2 separate regions of the Mus musculus genome follow, and region 1 is linked to region 2. The links are chromatin contacts, found by POLR2A ChIA-PET in ENCODE. All regions are on one chromosome and are shown on one strand. Each heading gives the region's core, a stretch centred on a gene start or an enhancer-like site at or near the end of the contact. The rest is flanking DNA. Distances are from core to core; before and after follow the strand shown. Region 1 holds the start of Polr3e (polymerase (RNA) III (DNA directed) polypeptide E). Region 2 overlaps Eef2k (eukaryotic elongation factor-2 kinase).

Region 1 (2,988 bases), core at 108-2,607, 53 kb after region 2:
AGGCAGGAGGATCAGAAATTCAAACTCATCAATGCACGTAGTTCAAAGCCAGCCTGGGCATTGTGAACCTTAGTTTAAACAACAAATGAATATGTATGCATGTTCAAATGTAAATGCAGAAATGAGTTTAATTCTAGGTGGTGGAAATATGGGGTGTGTGTGACTATTTTTTTTTTCATCTTTTTCAGTGTTTTAAAATATCTAGGGCTGGTGAGATAGCTCGGTCAGAAGGTAGGTAAACACACTTGCCTCGAAGCCTGACAACCTAAGACGCCCCCACAGGGTGGAACAAAAGAACTTATTCATCAGGCAAGTTGTCCTCTGACCTCCACGGCCCGCCCCCGCCCGTTCCCCACTCCCAAACAAATAAATAAAGTAAACGTAAAAGTCTGTATGGGCATATTAACATGCAAAGATACTTAAAAATAAAGTCTGGTTAAAAACAAAAGCAAAACAGAAAATAAATCAAAAGTATAGTGAAAAACCAGCCAGCTGTATATCTCTATGTGTTACTGTGTTAATATTTATATACCAACCCATTCACAATATGAACAAAACTATTTTCTATGGAGATAAACATTGACAGCAAAAGAGCAGAAAGGATGTACAATCAGCCAATAATGCTGGGTACTAGGAAACTAGAGCAAGTCAAAGCTCGAAGAATCTTATTTTGAATATTACAAAGAATATATTTTATCTGCAAAGTTTTAAAATTGTTTGTGTACTAAAAATTTAAACACGTAAATTTTCAGATAGAACTCTGCAGACCTGGGGTTACAGTTCAGCTCTGAGAGCTTGGTGAAAGTTACTGACAGAACCAGACATCGAATTCGGGTTTTTGAGTGTCTGAGTGGCTTAACCTGACACCTTAACCAACTGACTCAGAACGCAAAATAAACTATCCTTTGCTTTAAAACTTATTTGGAACAAGCTTGCATCTAAATACTTTTATTTCAATAAGTGGCATGATGATAATATTGTTTATGGCAATTTCTATCGGCAGGAAATAAAATAAATAAATATAACTCCAAGAATCGAAAGAAAATATACGTGTCAATCCAATAAGTAGCTTCTTAGAAAACGACGTCAACAGCTGGGTAGTGTGGCCGAGCGGTCTAAGGCGCTGGATTAAGGCTCCAGTCTCTTCGGGGGCGTGGGTTCGAATCCCACCGCTGCCAAGGCAGGCTTTTTCTTTTGTCTCAGCGTCTTTCGCTCTAGGTTCCTTCTGCGAGCGCAGCGGCGACCCCTGCTGTCGATGTGCGCTCTCTGCACCACGAGCAGCTCGCCGAAGGGGCGGTCCCGCGCGCGCCGGGGCGGGGCATTGTGGGTAAGAGGAAGCGCGAGGGCCGGCCCCGCTCCCCCCACGTGTCCGGCGGAGTTTCTCCAGCAGGAACATGGCCGCTGCCTGATAGAAGACCCGGCCGCCGCCGTCTCTGCAGCCCGCGGGTCCCTGGGCCGTTCCGCCGCCCGCGCGCGGCCCCGGCGGAGAGGTGAGCCCCGACTCGGCAGCCTCGGGATCCGGGTCGCAGCCGTCGCACTCGCTCGGTGCTCCGGGCCGCGCTGCTGACTAGGCCAGACAGGCCCCCGCCGCTGCGTGCCGAGGGGCCGCGGCCTCCCGGGACCAGGGCAGGGCGCAAGGTGGCCGCCCGGCTTTCCAGGCCGCCCCGGGCCTGGGTCGCTCCGTTCGGCTGGACGGTGGGGAGACGACGGCGGTGCGGCCCGCGCTGACTCAGGCTTCGGCCGCGCTGCCCCGCCCGGGCCTGGCTCCCGAACCGCACCTGCGAGGGCACTGGTGCCCGGTGGCGTGGCGGCTTTCGGAAGAGTGGGAAGGGCGCCTGAGCACCGGCGACATGGAGAAAGCCACTGGACTCGGGGCCGCCTGCATGGGCAGGGGTCGTTGAACCTGGTCAACTCTGCTTAGCCCGAGCGGGCCCGGGACGCCTCATTCATTGATCTGTGTTTAAGCAGAGTGGCGACTGCTTCGTGGACCCGGGGACCTTCCAGTAACGGGGGATGGTGCACATACCGGGTCATCCTGGAATATTGTTTTAGAGTTCCTGGGTTTGGGAGCGAAAAGATAAGATCATACCTTTATCTGTGAAATGGGGATATGATTCCCGTGCTACGGTGTTTTAATGAGTGTAAGATGGGTGACACTCCTGCTTCTTTCATTTGTGGCTGTCTTGTTCGGTCTTATATTGGAAGAAAACATGTTGCCACGTAGCAACAGTCCTTCTAGGTTCGCCTTATCCCTTTGAAGCCGGTGTGTGGTTTAAAATAGGAAAGGACCCAGGGTTATGCAATTCACGTCGCTAATCAGCTGCTATATTGAAGAGGTAGGATTTGAACCTGTAAGGTTTTGCACGGCAGTCCAACCTCTTAACCACTACACCATACTGCCTTTTACCAAAGAGATGTGCAGCATGTTAGTTAAGAATAAAACCAAGGCTCTTGGCATCAGCTAGATTTGGATTTCTTTACCTGTTTTCTTGGGGGGCTGTGACCTTGGGTAAACCAATTCGAAGTTGGGCACTATAAATTTTGATTTGCACAGCTAATGAGAAGAGTATTATTTGGTACTATATTGATGCCTGGCATCATTAATATTTGGGAGAAAGAACTGTGATTTTTTTTTTTTAATTTTAAAAGTAATGATCCCATAACCACGACCAAGTATAATTATTATCTCCACTTAATGGTCCAGGAATGTGAAGCATAGAGAAGCCTTCGTAGAGTTTAAAGTCTAGTACAGAGGACAGCTAACACCTGACCAGCAAGCAGATCAGGAAGTTCCAGCTTAGGACCATTCAGGAAATAAGGAATTATGCTTGTAATGGAAGGGGCTGGAAGCGGCTGTTTCAGTTGAGTTGTCAGGGAACACGTCTAATCCTGGAAGGACTGGCAGTGGTTACATATAAGGAAAATGAGCATCCAGAAAATGACTTGGTGAGCCGGGCAGTGGTGGCTCATGCCTTTAATCCCAGCACT
Region 2 (3,012 bases), core at 388-2,887:
GGGATGGGGCAGAATCCCTCAGAAGGCCTCTCAGGAGATACCAGCTTTCCCTCAGAGGAGGTTTATCTGTGAGAGACTCGGCCCTAGCCCCAGGATTTAGTTATGTAAGTGTTTAGAGGGGGAGGGGCAGGAGTTCGAGATTGATTGATTAAGGAAGAGTTTCACTGCGAAAGATTGCTTTAGGGCAGGATCATATGGGTGACTTTTCTTTTCTACGCCTTGGACAGAGTTCTGCATTTTCTGGTTTGGTTGGTTTTAGTTCAGACAGTTTTTAATACGAAGCATCTATTCTTTGAGAATCTTATGTATTTCAAGAATTTTGATTTAATTTACTTCTGTTCCTCCTGCTATCCTCCCAAATCTATTTATTCCCCAACCTCCCCACACTGGTTTGGGCTTTTTTTGTGGAGGGGTGTGTGTGTGTGTGTGTGTGTGTGTGTGTGTGTGTGTGTGTATGTGTGTGTGTCTAGACAGGGTATCTCTGTGTGTCCCAGACAGTCCTAGAACTTGCTATGTAGACCAGACTGGCCTTGAACTCAGAAACTGACTGTGCCTCTGCCTCTAAATGCTGGGAGTAAAGGCACGACCCTTCGGCAATGTAAGAGAGGGTCTCTTGTAGTTCAGGGTGGCCTCCAAACTCTCCCTGACTGGCCTGGAGCTCTTGTACAGAATCCCTCCCTAGTGCTCGGACTATAAGTGTGTGCCACCACACTGGGCCCCCTTCTACATTTTCTTCTCCCCTCCCCCATTACACATTATATTTATTTTATTACTTTACATTTACATATTTATTCAATTACTGTGTATATATGCATATGTGTTTGTGCCCTGGCACTTGTGTGGAGATCAGAGGACAACTTTCTGCAGTGGGTCCTCTTCTTCCACCTTCAAGATCCAGGAATCCAGTGGGGTTGCCGTGTTTGTGTCACAAGTGTGACCTCACCCATTTAGCTGTCTCGCCAACACCAATTCAGTCCTTTTGAAAGGACTTTTTTTCTCAAAGTGCTAGGGATTGAAACTCAGAGACGGTTACATTCTAGGCCAGTGTACTACCATTAAACAGCAAGCCCAGCCCTTTGAGAAAAATGTCAGTGACTTTGTTCCTCCTTACTGCAAAAATAACACACACACACTTTAAATATATGCAAATATAGTCACAAAGTCTTTGTATATATATAAATGTAAGCAAATGTATTTTATGTATTGCAAATTCACACATGTAAACTTTTAGAATTTTTTTTATTTCACCTGTATGGGTGTGTTACCTGCATGTGTGTGTTACGTGCATGTGTGTGTGCATCACTGTTGTCCTTGGAGGCTAGAAGTGGGTGTGGGATTCCAAAGAACTGGAGTTTTGAGCCGACATGTATATACTGGGAATCAAACCTCAGTCTATTGCAAGAGCAGCCAGTGCTCTTAACTGCTAAGCTGTCTCTGTAGCCCTTATATATACAAACTTAAAAAATAAATGTTATGATCTAGATAATCTATGCATAATGTATATACAAAGTAAAACAACCTAAACTGTATCATTTAAACAAAAGTGAAAGTGTGCCTCCCCCCTCAGCCCAGGTCTGTGAGGGCGTATCTCACCCTGATTTTCTTCTCTTTGTTCCCATGGAGAATTATAAACAGGTTTCCACCCTGGAGGCCATCCTCCCATATCCCCTTGGGAGCTGACATGAACTCTAACTTCCGTAACTTGCCTGTGGTCTGGACAGGCTCTGCAGTACGTGCCTTACTCAGTACAATGTACACGGTGATCCCTATAGCCCAGACAGCTGGCCGTTTGCCAGATGGTAAATGGAAATGAAGTCACATGCCTGGGAGGTGGCGGGACTGTAGTCCCTCCCTAGAGATCCCCCTTTCGAGTCCTGCTGTTAATAACTGCAATTTGTATCTCTCTATATCTTGTGACTCATTTTTAATTGTATCTTTTTTTTTTTCAGTGTCTGTGATCCAGCCCAGAGCTTCATTTATTTGCTTATTGTCTTTAATAGCTGAATTTCATTTCCCTGGAGGACAGTGTTTTCTTGTTCATATGGCTTTGCCTGTGCAGAGAATGTACTTACTAGCAATAGAATGGCTTGGGCAGAATCTTGTTTTGTTTTTTGGTTTTTCGAGACAGGGTTTCTCTGTATATCCCTGGCTGTCCTGGAACTCACTTTGTAGACCAGGCTGGCCTCGAACTCAGAAATCCACCTGCCTCTGCCTCTCCGAGTGCTGGGATTAAAGGCATATGCTACCATGCCTGGCACCTTGGGCAGAATCTTAACTTTAAAAATTGTGTGGGGATGGCTGATTGCACCAGCAAACTGCTCCGCTGCACGAGTGGGCACACCTGCTGGCTACACCTTCTCATCCTCAATTGTATCCATGCTGTTAACGCACTGAGGGTGGTTCTAGCAGCTTGGGGGGAAAGATACAGTCACTCCAGAATGAGCTGGGTGAGCCAGAGTGTGCTGACTCACTGGGCAGAGATGTGTCCCTGCCTAAAGCCTGGGAGACTCCACCCTGGCAGCCTCAGGCCTCAGACCATGACCATAGAAAGTAAGCCTGGGTTTCCTGCTTCTGGAAAGCAGTCAGAAAACCAAGCTTAAGGGATTGGTCTGTGGCTGGATGGCTGGAGTGTTTTCCTAGTAAGCCGGAGGCCTGGGTTCAGTCTCTTGTATCTTAAAATAATAAAGAGACCAGAAAAGCTTTGGTCTCCTACAAGATGAAAGCCTGCTGGCCACTTGAAAAAGAGTCCTGCTGGCATAGGAAGGGGAGCTGGGGAGCTGGGGTCTGGCCACAGGAGGAGTTTAAGGAGATGGCAACCCTGCTGTGGGGACTCATATTTATCAAAGAGAGTGCTGAAAGGCTTTGCTGCAGTGTGCACAGCTATTTATTGTCAAGGGTACCCCTCCCTTCTTATTCTCTCTCTTTTTTTTTTTCTGAAAACTTTGTGAAAATATAAGCCGCATGCTGTTCAACTTAGCCATTTAAATGTACAATCCAGTGGCTTTCAGTATA

What was found. ChIA-PET counts read pairs that join two places held with the same protein, here RNA polymerase II (POLR2A).
Region 1: POLR2A ChIA-PET joins it to region 2 with 11 read pairs in Patski. The contact joins the promoter of Polr3e here to the enhancer-like site in region 2. POLR2A ChIA-PET finds 5 or more read pairs at or near these places in 3 of 5 experiments (Patski and embryonic stem cell).

Annotation. Positions count from the first base shown.
Region 1 is chr7:120,916,421-120,919,408 of GRCm38, forward strand. Polr3e (polymerase (RNA) III (DNA directed) polypeptide E) reads left to right here and starts at 1,358. Exons shown (of 21, transcript NM_025298.4): 1 at 1,358-1,490. It overlaps n-TLaag4 (a tRNA gene), which reads left to right and starts at 1,097; the gene lies at 1,097-1,178.
Region 2 is chr7:120,863,559-120,866,570 of GRCm38, forward strand. The region is part of intron 2 of Eef2k (eukaryotic elongation factor-2 kinase); the gene reads left to right. All of the region lies in intron 2 of Gm15774 (a long non-coding RNA gene), which reads right to left. Among named protein-coding and RNA genes, the nearest start is that of Gm15774, 15 kb to the right of the region's middle. Within about 2 kb of position 1,638, at least 1 of the 3 ENCODE cell types and tissues checked has a DNase peak (open chromatin) inside an H3K27ac peak, as active enhancers do.